Regions from separate parts of the Homo sapiens genome. Here region 2 is linked to region 1. The links are chromatin contacts, found by Hi-C or POLR2A ChIA-PET in ENCODE. All regions are on one chromosome and are shown on one strand. The core of a region is the stretch at or near the end of the contact, and the rest is flanking DNA. Distances in the headings are between cores, read along the strand shown.

Region 1 (7,671 bases), core at 1,110-3,609:
GATCCTGCCACTCACTCCAGCCTGGGTGACAGAGTGAGACCCTGTCTCAAAAATAAATAAATAGATAAATAGATGACAGATAGATAGATAATAGTAAAAAAGCTCAGAATGATATGTGCCCTGGAGGCAACGATATGTGCCCTGGAGGCAGTGTGTTAGAGAGTGGAGGTGTGCTGCTCTAAAATGGGTGTCAAGAAAGGCTTCTCTGAGAAAGGGATATTTGAACTGAGATCTGAATGATAGTAACGACTCAGACATTGGAAGATTTGGCTCCAAGATTCCTCCTCTGGATCTACTGTCTGCCCCAACCCCAAGTCACACAGAGCTAATTAGGGAGGGTCCTTGGTGTCTGCAGGAATACAATCCCACCCTCATCTTTTTTTCTTTTTTCTTTTTTTTTTTTTTTTTTTGAGATGGAGTCTTGTTCAGTTGCCCGGCCTGGAGTGCAATAGCGCGATCTCGGCTCACTGCAACCTCCGCCTCTCGGTTTTAAGGGATTCTCCTGCCTCAGCCTCCTGCGTAGCTGGGATTACAGGCGTGAGCCACTGCGCCTGTTTTTTTCTTTTTTCTTTCTTTTTTTTTTGGAGACAGTTTCTCGCTATGTTGCCCAGGCTGCAATTTATACATTGGAGTATATTTAGGTGTGTATATGGCATTCCTGTTTCTCTCACTAAACTGAACCCCTGGAAGGCAGCACCCTGAACTACGTGCCCTTCTATTCTCTGGGCTTCCTGTTGTAGTATAACTGTTAATGTGTCTAGTTTTCACAGAAAAGAAGCAGGTGTTTAGAGGCTGAGGAGTGGGACACAGATGTGGAATCAGTTTGGAAGCCAACTAGAAACTTGCACTAGGTGGGGCACGGTGGCTCACGCCTGTAATCCTAGCACTTTGGGAGGCTGAGGTGGGTGGATCACGAGGTCAGGAGATTGAGACCAACCCGGCTAAAACGGTGAAACCCTGTCTCTACTAAAAATACAAAAAATTAGCCGGGCGTGGTGGCAGGTGCCTGTAGTCCCAGCTACTTGTGAGGCTGAGGCAGGAGAATGGCGTGAACCCGGGAGGCGGAGCTTGCAGTGAGCCGAGATCACGCCACTGCACTCCAGCCTGGGCGACAGAGCGAGACTCCATCTCAAAAACAAACAAACAAAAAATCACAAAAATTAGCTAGGCATGGTGGCAGGTGCCTGTAATCCCAGCTACTCAGGAAGCTGAGGCAGACTGGCTTGAACCCAAGAGAGGACGGTTGCAGTGAGCCAAGATCGCGCCACTGCATTCCAGCCTGGGCGACAGAGTGAGACTCCATCTCAGAAAAAAAAAGAAAAGAAATGAGGATGAAGACGATGATGAACAGATAATTAAACAAAGGAGAGGGAGATGATAGTGGGTGCAGGGAGGGGAAAGATAATGAGGGGTGTGTCCAGGCTCCAGTGAGTGGGATGATACCTGGAATTGACACCTCCTTCCCTCCTGTTTCTCCACAAGTGCTGTCTTACCTGCCAGACAGGTACACCAGAGTGAAGGGAAAAGGAATAGAGGGTGGAGAGAGCAGAGGCGACGCATCCCCAATCTTTAAAAGTAAGACTGACCTCTGCGCTGTCACAGACAGATGGAGCTGGGGTGTGGAAACAGACAACCTGAGTTCCAACCCCCTTGCCCATCTTAGCTGCGAAACCTCACACATGTTTCCTATCTTTTCTGTGCATGTTTTCTCAGTGATCAAATGGAGCTAACCATACTTTCCTCCGTGACTCTCCCAATAAAGATTTGAATCAGGGAAAATCTTTATGCTAGTTTTATTGATAAGAATAGCCTAATTTTATAGGTAAGAATATAAAGGGTCCCCAAGACCACCCCCCAAATTCAATGATTTGTTGGAAGGATTCTCAGGATTCAGCATATAGCTATACTCATGGCTATGATATACATTTTTATTTTTTTGAGACAGGGTCTCACTCTGTCACCCAGGCTGGAGTGCAGTGGCACGATCACGGCTCACTGCAGCTTTGATCCAGGCTCAAGCTATCCTCCCACCTCATCCTCCTGAGTAGCTGGGACTACAGGCAGGCACCACCATGCCTAGCTATTTTTTTTTTTTTTTTTTTGAGATGTGATCTCACCATATTGTGTAGGCTGATCTCAAGCTTCTGACCTCAAGCGATCTGCCCACCTCAGGCTCCAAAGTGCTGGGGTTACACATGTGAACCACCATCCCCAGCTCAGGGCTATGATTTATTACAGCCAGAGAATACAAAGCAAAATCAGCAAAGGGAAAAGGCACATGGGGTGATGTCTGGAGGAAACCAGGGCCAAGTTCCCAAGAGTTATTTCCTGGTAGAGTCACACAGGACACACCTAATTCCTCCAGCAACAAGTTGTGGCAATACTTGTGATATTTATCAACCAGGGAAGCTTGTTAGAACTCAGTCACCAAGTAACTCAGTTTTTACTGGGGGCCAGTCACATAGGTACCCTCTGCCTAGCTCATACCAGATTTCCAGACTCTCATGAACCACATTGTATGTACAAATAGTTCAGGCATAGTCTGTCACTCTGATCAGTTTGATCAGTTCTAGAAATGCTGGGAACACTGCCGAAGTCCAAGTTTCCAGGCACAGCCAAGGGCCAAACTGGCCAGCAGACTTTCTATGGATATCACCCTCAGGCCTGTCGTGTGAATTCTTTTTTGCACAGCCTGCTCACTCCTTGCTCTGCAGAAAAAGAGTAAGTTACTGGCACTGAAGCAGATTTGGAAAGTGCCTAAACTGTCTGGCCACATGGACAAGTGCACAAGGGACCCCAGCATCTTCCAGGTGTTCCAATCCCAGGTTCCTATGAGTCAAATATGGTTCTTTTTCATCTTTGTTTCTGTAATTGGATTCCATCATAGATTGGGCATGTGTCAGCCAAGGGAGCCATTAGGGTGGCAGTTTTTTTTTGTTGTTGTTGTTTTGTTTGTTTGTTTGTTTTGATGGAGTCTTGCTCTGTCGCAATGCAGTGATGCAATCTCAGCTCACTGCAACTTCCGCCTCCTGGGTTCAAGCAATTCTCCTGTCTCAGCCTCCTGAGTAGCTGGGACTACAGGCGCAGGCCACCACACCCGGCTAATTTTTGTATTTTTAGTAGAGACAGGGTTTCACCATATTGGTCAGACTGGTCTCGAACTCCTGACCTCAGGTGATCCACCCACCTCAGCCTCCCAAAGTGCTGGGATTACAGGTGTGAGCTACTGTGCCCAGCCTTTTTTTTTTTCTGAGACGGAGTCTTGCTCTGTCACCCAGGCTGGAGTGCAGTGGTGTGATCTCCACTAACTGCAACCTCCGCCTCCCAGGCTCAAGCAATTCTCCTGCCTCAGCCTCCCAAGTAGCTGGGACTACAGGTGTGTGCCACCAAGCCTGGTTAATTTTTTTTTATTTTTAGTAGAGATGGGGTTTCACCATGTTGGCCAGGCTAGTCTGAAACTCTTGGCCTCAAGTGATCCATCCGCCTTGGCCTCCCAAAGTGCTGGGATTACAGGTGTGATCCACCACGCCTGGCCAAGCTCTTTTAATTTAAGGGATTCAGTCTCACTTGGGAACTGGAAGGCGATTCAGTCAACTGCTCTGACACTCCGTCCTGACTTCTAGCATATGTGAGGCTTCCAGAACATTCCCAAGATGAAGTCATCCTCCTTGTGTTCTCAATGGTTTCAGGATGCTGGGTAGCTCTCCGGCCCTAAGAAGCCCAGGTTTCGAGCTGTGTTGCATTATTCTTTTTTCTTTCTTTCTTTCTATTTATTTATTCATTTATCTATTGAGACAGGGTCTTGCTCTGTCACCCAAGCTGGGGTGCAGTCGTTCAATCACAGCTTGCTGCAGACTTGACCTTCCAGGCTCAAGCAATTCTCCCACCTCAGCCTCCCGAGTAGCTGGGACCATAGGTTTGTGCCACCATGCCCAGCAATTTTTTAAAACTTTTTGTAGAGATGGGGTCTCCTTATGTTGCCCAGTATGGCCTTGAACTCCTAGGCTCAGGCAATCCTCCTGCATCAGCCTCCAGAGTAGCTGGGACTATAGGCATGAGCCACGATGCCCGGCTAATTTTTATTTTTATTTTTATTTTATTTTTGTAGAGATGGGAGTCTCACTATGTTGCCCAGGCTGGTTTTGAACTCCTGGCCTTAAGACATCCTCCCACCTCAGCCTCCCAAAGTGCTGGGCTTACAGGTGTGAGCCATCACACCTGGCTACTATGTTGCATTAAAAGAAATAGTTCATGGACTGGGCACCGAGGCTCATTCCTGTAGTCCCAGCATTTTGGGAAGCTGAGGCAAAAGCATCGAGCCCAGGAGTTCAAGAGCAGCCTGGGCAACATAGCAAGACCCTGTCTCTAGAACAAAAATTTAAAAATTAGGTGGGCTTGGAGATACACACCTGAACCTATCTACTCAGGAGGCTGAGGTGGGAGGATCACTTGAGTCCAAGAGTCACTGGTTGCCATGAGCTACAATTGAGCCACTGCACTCCAGCCTGTGTGACAGAGCAAAACCCAGTCTCTAAAAAAACCAGTCTCTAAAAAAAAGAATAATACATAGTTCAGCAAGAAAAATGTAATTAAAATAATTCTGATCTTTCTTTGCGTTTTCCAAAAAACATTAAAGAGGACAGAATTTATTACCTACAGTGAAATGTCTTAAAATCCCTTTCCCCTCAGATTTTTAAAAATAAAACTTTTAGGCTAGGGGTGGTGGCTCATGCCTGTAATTCCAGCACTTTGGGAGGCCAAGGCAGGCAGGTCACCTGAGGTCAGGAGTTCGAGACCAGCCTGGCCAACATGGTAAAACCCCATCTCTACTAAAAATACAAAAATTAGCTAGGTGTGGTGGCAGGTGCCTATAATCCCAGCGACTTGGGAAGCTGAGACAGGAGAATCCCTTGAACCCAGGAGGCAGAAGTTGCAATGAGCCGAGATCACACCATTGCACTCCAGCCTCGGCAACAAGAGTGAAACTCTACCTCAAAAAAAATAATAATAATAATAGGCCTAGGCCAGGCACGGTGGCTCACACCTGTAATCCCAGCACTTTGGGAGGCTGAGGCGGGTGGATTGCCTGAGCTCAGGAGTTCAAGACCAGCCTGGGCAACACGGTGAAACCCCGTCTCTACTAAAATACAAAAAATTAGCCGGGCATGGCAGCGTACACCTATAATCCCAGCTACTTGAGAGGCTGAGTCAGTAGAATCGCTTGAACCTGGGAAGTGGAGGTTGCAGTAAGCCGAGATTGTGCCACTACACTCCAGCCTGGGTGACAGAGCGAGATTCTATCTCCAAAATATATATATATAAATAATAAATAAAAAAATAAAATAAACATTTCAAATAGCTTTAGATTTTCAGAAAAGTTGCAAAGATAGTATTGAGAGTTACCATATACTGCACCTGATTTTCTCTATCATTAACATCTTATTAATATATCTGTAGGGTACATTTGTCACAACCAGTCAACCAATATTGATACATTATTACTATTTATTATTATTATTTTTTGAGACGGAATCTTGCTCTGTCACCCAGGCTGGAGTGCAATGGTGCGATCTCAGCTCACTGCATCCTCTGCCTCCCAGGTTCAAGCAATTCTCTGCCTCAGCCTCCCAAGTAGCTGGGATTACAGGCACCCACCACCACACCCAGATCATTTTTGTATTTTTAGTAGAGACGGGGTTTCACCATCTTGGCCAGGCTGGTCTTGGACTCCTGACCTCGTGATCCACTGCCTCAGCCTCCCAAAGTGCTGGGATTACAGGCGTGAGCCACTGTGCCCGGCCCTGGCCTATTATTTTTATTGTTATTATTACTCTGAGGCAAGGTCTGGCCCTGTCGCCCAGACTAGAGTGCAGTCGCGCGATCTCGACTCACTGCAACCTCTGCCTCCCAGGCTCAAACGACTCTCTTACCTCAGCCTCCCCAGTAGCTGGGACCACAGGCACATGCCACCACACCCGGCTAACTTTTTGTATTTTTATTCTTATTTATTTATTTTTATTTATTTATTTATTTTGAGATGGAGTCTTTCTCTGTCACCCAGGCTTAAGAACAGTGGCTCGATCTTGGCTCACTGCAACCTCCACCTCCCGGGTTCCAGCGGTTCTCCTGCCTCAGCCTCCCAAGTAGCTGGGATTATAGGCATGTGCCACCATGCCCGGCTAATTTTTGTATTTTAGTAGAGACAGAGTTTCTCCATGTTGGCCAGGATGGTCTTGAACTCCTGACCTCAAGTGATCCACCCACCTTGGCCTCCCAAAGTGCTGGGATTACAAGCGTGAGCCATCAAGCTCAGCCTGACTTTGGCAGTTTTGAGGATTGGTCAGGTATTTTGTAGTCTATCCTTCCATAAGGATTTGTCTGATGTTTCTCTCATGACTGGACTGCATGAAACATTTTTTGTAAGGAAGATCACAGAGGTAAAGTGCCATTCTCATTAAGTCATATCAAGGGTTCATCAAGGTGTTGACCTGGATCACCTGCCTGAGGTTATGTTTGCCAGATTTCTCTGTTGTAAAGTTACTCTTTTTCTTCTTTTTTTCTATTTTCTTTCTTTCTTTTCTTTCTTTTTTTAAGACAGGGTCTGGCTCTGTCGCCCAGGCTGGAGTGCCATGGTGCCATCTCAGCTCACTGCAACCTCCACCTCCCGCGCTCAAGCAATTCTCCTGCCTCAGCCTCCTGAGTAGCTGGGACTACAGGTGTGCGCCATCATGCCTAGCTGATTTCTGTATTTTTAGTAGAGATAGAGTTTAGCCACGTTGCCCAGGCTGGTCTTGAACTCTTGAGCTAAAGTGATCTGCCTGCCTCAGCCTCCCACAGTGCTGGGATTATAGGCACGAGCCACCACACACAGCCAAAATATATCTCTTATCCGTCTTTCTCTCACCTCATCCGTTTCCTACATGAATCTCTCACCCTACTTCTCTGGGTGTCCTCCCAACTGACTATCACAGCTACCTGATAAAGTGTAGGTTGAATAAAGGAAGAGGGGGGAATGCCCACTAGTCAATATCAGAATTCTTGCAGTTGAGGGGCAGAAAGAGGCTGTGTTTCATGTATTGGTTGTTTTGTCCATCTTACATGCATATATGTGAGGATGATTTCTAAAAAGCAGTGCATCGGGGACTGTCCTAAAAGGATCTCATACTTTCTACACACTTTGGGAGGCCAAGGTAGGTGGACTGCTTGAGCTTAGAAGTTCAAGACTTGCCTGGGAAACATGGGGAAACCCCCTCTCAACAAAAAATAACAAAATTAGCAAGGCATGGTGGCGCATTTCTGTGGTCTCAGCTACGCAGGAGGCTGAAGTGGGAGGATTGCTTGAGCCCAGGAAGTCGAGGAGGCTGCAGTGAGCCAAGATCATGCCACTGTACTCCAGCCTGGGCAACAAGAACCCTGTCTCAGAAAAAAAAAAAAAAAAGAGTAAAGAAAAAAAAGCACTACATGTAGTGTCTCATTTAAACCCCACCACACCCTTATTGTGGCTGTTTTGCAGATGGGAAAACAGAGGCTTACAGAGAGATTTCATGCCCAATGTCACGGAGCTAGTAAATGGCAAAGCTGGGGTTAAAAGCCACATCTGACTCCAAATATGGCATGTTTATGGGATGAAGTGAAATGTATTTATAATCCTATGTCTGTAGAAAATAAAAT
Region 2 (6,636 bases), core at 1,574-4,073, 590 kb before region 1:
AGCAGCCCCAAGGGCTGCTGGTTGCTCATTTTTATGGTTATTTCTTGATTATATGCTAAACAAGGGGTGGATTCTTCATGCCTCCCCTTTTGAGACCAAATAGGGTAACTTTCTGATGTTGCCATGGCATTGGTAAACTGTCATGGTGCTGGCGGGAGTGTAGCAGTGAGGTCACTCTCATTGCCATCTTGGTTTTGGTGGGTTTTGGCCAGCTTCTTTACTGCAGGCTGTTTTATTAGCAAGGTCTTTGTGACCTGTATCTTGTGCTGACCTCCTATCTCATCGTGTGACTTAGAATGCCTAACCTTCTGGGAATGCAGTGCAGTAGGTTTCAGTCTCATTTTACCCAGCTCCTATTCAAGGTGAAGTTGCTCTGGTTCACATGCCTCCGGCAGACTGGAGGTACAGATAGATTTCACAGAGCAGCCAGTATAGTCTGGATGAAGGAACAAAGGAAACGACACAGTTCCCTTGTACCGTTCATGCGGAAAAGGTCTTATAGAATTAAGCCTCCAGAAAGAGGGGGCCCACAAAGACCCTCCTTTTCTCTCCATTTCTCCATCTGCGCTCAATACCCCCCTTCCTGCCAACCCCTCTTTCACGCACCCAGACCTGATACCTTTCTCTTTTCCTCCAGATACTTCTCTCCGTAGTTTACCCTGTTACCCTAACCTTGTTGATTTTTTTTTTCTGCTTAGTCCATCATTTTCTCAGAAATGTGTCTTAACATCTCCCACTATGATTGTGGATTTGTCTATTTCTCTTTTTAGTTCTGTCAACTTTGTTATGTATTTTAAAGCTTTGTTCTTTATTAAGTGCTGCATATCATGTATGAAAAATTACAGATATAATTTGAGGCCCTAGATGATAGTAAGATTTATTTTTGCTTCTGGAAGGCAGTTGGGGTCTGGGCAGGCACCCTTAATCCAGTGGTTTTCAACCACAGGTGATTTTCCCCACCAGGGGACATTTGGCAATGTCTGGAGAAAGTTTGGTTGTCAGAATTTGGGGAAGGAGAGGTGCTACTGGCATCCAGTGGTTAAAAGCCAGGAATACTAAACATTGCATAGGATGGTCCACTGATAATGTCAATTTATCAGTGTCAATAGCACTGAGGTTGCGAAAGCTTGCCCTAATCCAATTATCAGAGGCGTTTGAACCAAAGTAACTCCATCTTGAGTAGGGGCTGCGTAAAATAAGGCTGAGACCTGCTGGGCTGCATTCCTAGAAGGTTAGGCAATCTAAGTCATGGGATGAGATAGGAGGTCAGCAGAAGATACAGGTCATAAAGACCTTGCTAATAAACCAGGTTGCAGTAAAGAAGCCGGCTAAAACCCACCAAAGCCAAGATAGTGACAACAGTGACCTCTGGTTGTCATCACTGCCACACTCCACTTGCACCATGACAGTTTACAAATGCCATAACAACATCAGGAAGTTACCCTATATGGTCTCAAAAGGGGAGGCATGAATAATCCACCCTTTGTTTAGCATATCATCAAGAGATAACCATAAAAATGGGCAACCGGCAGCCCTCGGGGCTGCTGTGCCTATGGGGTAGCCATTCTTTTATTCCTTTACTTTCCTGATAAACTTGCTTTCACTTTACTCTATGGACTCACCCTGAATTCCTTCTTGCTCCAGATCCAAGAACCTTCTCTTGTGGTCTGGATCAAGACCCCTTTCCTGTAACACAGTCAAACGGTAAGCCAATGGGAAGCTGGGTTTCAGTCTTTGTGAGAGTTTCTCTATTTTCATTCCTGTTCCTTCCAAAGGGTGAGGCCCTTTGGAAGTTGAAAGCTGGCGGCGACTACTTGAGCTCTTCCTTCCTTAGCATGAGACTGCTGGGAGCTTCTCTGCCTCATGAAATAGGCAAATGCCTCAAAATTCAAAGCTCTGCTAACCCTTCTCTCCAGGACCTTGACCCTCAAATCCTCACCCCCTTGGCGGCTCACCTTCAGATAGGTCTTGTTTGTTTTGCCAGCTTTTCTAGCTGCTCCGGATAGGAGGACTGATCTGCCAATCTGCCTTTAGGGGAAACAGCAAGAGATTGCCTCTCAGTCTTTTCTTGAAGCTTTCAAATGCAGGCTTTAGGCCTATTGTGATGCTAATGGATCTCCTCTGCCCTTACTTTGCCCATTCTGCATGGAGGGGGCAGCTCTAGTCCCCCAAGCATGAAAGAAGTTGGGTACTCCCGGTTCTGATCATTACTGCCACCAGGAAGAGCTACGGGGTGAGAGGGGGGATGGATTTCTCCCTAGTTATGTAAGAAACAAGCAGGTCTCACCCTTCATTTTTCCTTTCTCATACAAGGTGAAATACTGCAGTCTCATACGAGGAAGCATGTTTTTCCTGTTAACATTATTTCGATCCTGGTCCTTAGGGAAAAATAAGCCCGGCATTAAAGTGCGGGGAGCACTCACCTTCCCCCACCCCACAGTCTGGCTTATAGTGCTAGAACACCAACCAAGTGGTGACTGGGCCGGACCACAAATGGATGCGGATGCGGTCAGCTCCCGTTATGAGGATAGAATTCTAATCAGATTGTGGATCCGATTACTTCTGACTCATAAATCTCCCTGACTTTAGAAAACAGGGATATCTTATTTATTGGAGGAATGACAGTGTGAACAGAGGCGTGGCTGCGTTCTCACCAGCTGAGATAAACGCCGACCAGACCAGCACAGACATCCTGTGCTCGTTTCCTTTACTTGGTTTTTCAAATAAAGCCTTTGTGTGTCACTGGTATTGTGAGGAATACGAAATAATGAAAGAAGTGATTCTTCAGGTGAGTCATTCTATTATAAAATGGAGCCCACCGTCAGGAACTGCTCCCTGAGAGAGCAGGACAGGATTTCCCTGCGCGGGGAGTGAAAGCAGAAGGCGCAGTCACGACGCGCCCCCTACTGGTCAGCGAGGAGAAATCCCTCACCTCAGGTTTCAATTAGTGCGGGTGAGTCCTGAATTAGGAACCTCAGACCTGAGGCCTGGTGTGGTGGCTCACACCTGTAGCCCCAGCACTTTGGGAGGCCGAGGCAGGTGGATCACTTGAGGCCAGGAGTTTGAGACCAGCCTGGCCAATATGGTGAAACCCCGTCTCAGGTAAAATAACAAAAATCAGCTTGACGTCGTGGCACACACCTGTATACCAGCTACTCAGGAGGCTGAGGCAGGAGAATCGCTTGAACCCGGGAGGCGGAGGTGCAGTGAGCCGAGATGGCGCCATGGCACTCCAAAGAATCACAGAACTGGCCAGGCACGGTGGCTCACGCCTGTAATCCCAGCACTTTGGGAGGCCGAGGTGGGAGGATCACCTGAGGTCAGGAGTTCGAGGCCGGCCTGGCCAAAATGGCGAAACCCCCCTCTCTACCGAAAAATGCGAAAAGTAGCCGGGCATGGTGGTGCCCAACTACTGGGGAAGCTGAGGCAAGAGAATTGCTTGAGCCAGGGAGGCCAACGGAGGTTGCAGTGAGCTTAAGTCGTGCCACTGCACTCCAGACTGGGTGACAGAGAGGAACCTTGTCTCAAAAAAAAAAAAAAAAAAAAAAAAGAAAGAAATATTACTGAGAATCACAGAACTGAAGTGGAATTCCATGAATCCAATGGAATTACATTAAATTCCATGAGTAGGAATCCAATTCCATGAATGAAATTTCATGAATCCAATGGGATTCATGGAATTGCTGACACACAGTGAGATACTAAGGAGGCTAGGAGGCTAAGATGAAGAGCCCCTGTCTCAGGACTCCAGGGCCTAATTTAACAGCCACAATCTGCCAAGGTCAGAGGTAGCCTTAACGTGTACTGTACTCATAAATCAATCTCCCTGGAGATTTCAAACCTTCAAATTGCTTTGGTAAAGCCTTAACTCCTTTCAACCTGAGGAAGTCGATTGAAGAAAAAAGCCTTAGCTCTAAAGAAAGATTTTGAGTTTCTCATTCCAGTGGACCACAAAAAAATAAAAAAGAAAGAAAGAAAAATCGCATTTGTGCAAAATCAACCATTTACATTTTATACTAATCAGTAAGTTATTCTTGGGCCTCGTGCTTGTTTGTAAACACATGCCTTCTCTCTTTCATTCTAACTGGAAACTTTATCCTTAAATCTGTTCGTGCAATAATTATGAAATGTAATTTTATTTTTAAACAATATATTTTCTTTTGTTTGTTAATTTCTTACTTTTTTTTTTTTTTAGACAGAGTCTATGTTGCCCAGGCTGCAGTGCAGTGGCGTGATCTCGGCTCACTGCAACCTCTGCTTCCTGGGTTCAAGCTATTCTCCAGCCTCAGCCCCCCAAGTAGCCGGGATTACAGGCATGCGCCATGACGCCCGGCTAATTTTTTTTGTATTTTTGGTAGAGACGGGGTTTCGCCATGTTGTCCAGGTTGGTCTCAAACTCCTGGCCTCAAGTGATCCACCTGCCTTGGCCTCCCAAAGTGCTGAGATTACCGGCGTGAGCCACCATGCACAGACTCTTTTGTTAATTTCTTTAATTTTTAAATTTCTATTGATATATTATAGTTGTTCTTATCCTGAAGATATTTTGATACATGTATAAATGCATAGGATCAAATCAGGGTAGCTATCGATCGCCTCTATGTATTTTCTTGTATCTTGATCGTTAGAGTGAAATATAAGGAACAAAAAACAAACATGGAGAAGTTACCATGTTTTTAGTATTTTTAAATCCTAAGGGTTTGAAAGGTATATATTTGGGATAATGGGCCTTTTTGTCTTTTTTTGTCTGAAGGAAATTTGTGACCCAATAATTAGTCAAAATTATCTCCAAAAAATGTTAATGAAACTGGGCACCTTTTGGGAGACATTTTTAAATTATGTCAGCTACTTCAGTGTCAGAGGGTGGACAGAGTTGGCTGAGAACAGTCACATTTAGACAAGAGTCTTGTGTGTACTCTTTTGGTTATGAAAATGTAGGGCAAGTAAGCACTCATTGCCCTGAGTGAAAAGTGACATAAACATTTTTTTAAAGGGTTCATGAAGCCTGTCCCTCCCTTAATACCTCTTGATGGGAAAATTTCATTGTCAGGCTGGGGCTCACACCTGCAATCCCGGCACATTGGGAGGCCAAGGCAGGCAGATCATCTGAGGTCAGGAGTTCGACACCAGCCTGGGCAACGTGGTGAAACCTGGTCTCTACTAAAATTACAAACATTAGCCGGGCATGGTGTCGGGTGCCTGTAATCCCAGCTACTTGGGAGGTTAAGATGGGAGAATCACTTGAACCAGGGAGGTGGAGGTTGCTGTGAGCAGAGATTGCGCCACTGCACTCCAACCTGGGCAATAAGAGTGAAATTCCATCTTAAAAAAAAAAATTAAAAATTGAGAGATTTCACAGGAACAAATTTCTGGTCTTTCTGGAAAATTGGAAATCTCTTGTAACGCTGGACCAATGCCCCACATGACAATTGCTGCGTGGGGCCAAGCATCAGTCCCTGGCTCTGCCCCCAGACTACATCCAACTTGTGACAGCTTGGCTCTGTCAATCCTCCACCTGGCTGGCCTCTGTGAACTGTGGGATCGCACCTTGTGGAAGGCTTGTGCTGGGATAGAGCTGACTCAGTGCTGGGGGATCCCTGAGGGGACCCCAGGATTTGAATTCCAGGTTCCTAGAGGATATCAGCTGAATGCTCACCTTTCTGTGTGCCCTGTAGGCATAGATAAGTTTGGCATTCAGGAGAAAGAGGGTACCAGAGCTCCAAGCTCGATCCGGCACTTTTGGATCCGTTTCCATCGGTTCTTACAGCTGCTCCTCAGACCCTAGCAGCCAAGATGGTGAAGCAAATTGAGAGCAAGGTTGCTTTTCAGGAAGGCTTGGAGGCTGCAGGTGATAAATTTGTCATGGTTGACTTCTCAGCCACGTGGTATGGGCCTTGCAAAAAGATCAAGCTTTTCTTTCATTCCCTCTCTGAAAAGTATTCCAACATGGTATTCTTTGAAGTACATGTGGCTGACTGTCAGGATGTTGCTTCAGAATGTGAAGTCAAATGCATGCCAACCTTCCAGTTTTTTTTTGTTGTTTGTTTGTTTGTTTGTTTTTGAGATGGATTTTTCCTCTTGTCCCCCAGGCTGGAGTGCAATGGCAAAATCTCAGCTCACAGCAACCGCCATCTCGCAGGTTCAAGTGATTCTCCTGCCTCAGCCTCCCGAGTAGCTGGGGTTATAGGCATGCGCCACCAGGCCTGGCTAATTTTTGTATTTTTAGTAGAGACGGGGTTTCTCCATGTTGGTCAGGCTGGTGTCGAACTCCTGACCTCAGGTGATCCACCCGCCTCAGCCTCCCAAAGTGCTGGGATTACAGGTGTGAGCCACCGTGCCTGGCCCTTTCCAGTTCTTTAAGAAGGGACAAAAGTGGGTGAATTTTCTGGAGCTAATAAGGAAAAGCTTGAAGCCACCATTAATGAATTAGTCTAATCATGGTTTCTGAAAACATAACCAGCCATTGGCTATTTAAAACTTGTAATTATTTTTATTTACATAAAGTATAAAGTATGGAGACTATAAACCCAACTGCCATCTGGATGACAACAAAATATGAATTCTACTCTTTTTTAAAAAAAAAAAAAAGAAGAAAGAAAAAAAGAGGGTATCAGAAACAGACCCAGAGATGACTGGGGT

Evidence for each region. Hi-C counts contacts between places; a loop is a spot of excess contacts on that map. ChIA-PET counts read pairs that join two places held with the same protein, here RNA polymerase II (POLR2A).
Region 2: POLR2A ChIA-PET joins it to region 1 with 11 read pairs in activated B cell. The contact joins two enhancer-like sites. A Hi-C loop is called at or near these places in 1 of 168 maps with a recorded cell type or tissue (PC-9). POLR2A ChIA-PET finds 5 or more read pairs at or near these places in 2 of 52 experiments (WTC11 and activated B cell).

The regions. Positions count from the first base shown.
Region 1 is chr10:119,095,564-119,103,234 of GRCh38, reverse strand. No RefSeq gene overlaps it. Among named protein-coding and RNA genes, the nearest start is that of DENND10, 4.7 kb to the left of the region's middle. Within about 2 kb of position 2,359, at least 7 of the 41 ENCODE cell types and tissues checked have a DNase peak (open chromatin) inside an H3K27ac peak, as active enhancers do; they include PC-9, where a contact is called at or near this core.
Region 2 is chr10:119,682,923-119,689,558 of GRCh38, reverse strand. It overlaps the pseudogene TXNP1. Among named protein-coding and RNA genes, the nearest start is that of BAG3, 35 kb to the right of the region's middle. RefSeq lists enhancers at 1,050-1,986, 1,987-2,923 and a silencer at 5,673-5,852. Within about 2 kb of position 2,823, at least 15 of the 41 ENCODE cell types and tissues checked have a DNase peak (open chromatin) inside an H3K27ac peak, as active enhancers do; they include PC-9, where a contact is called at or near this core.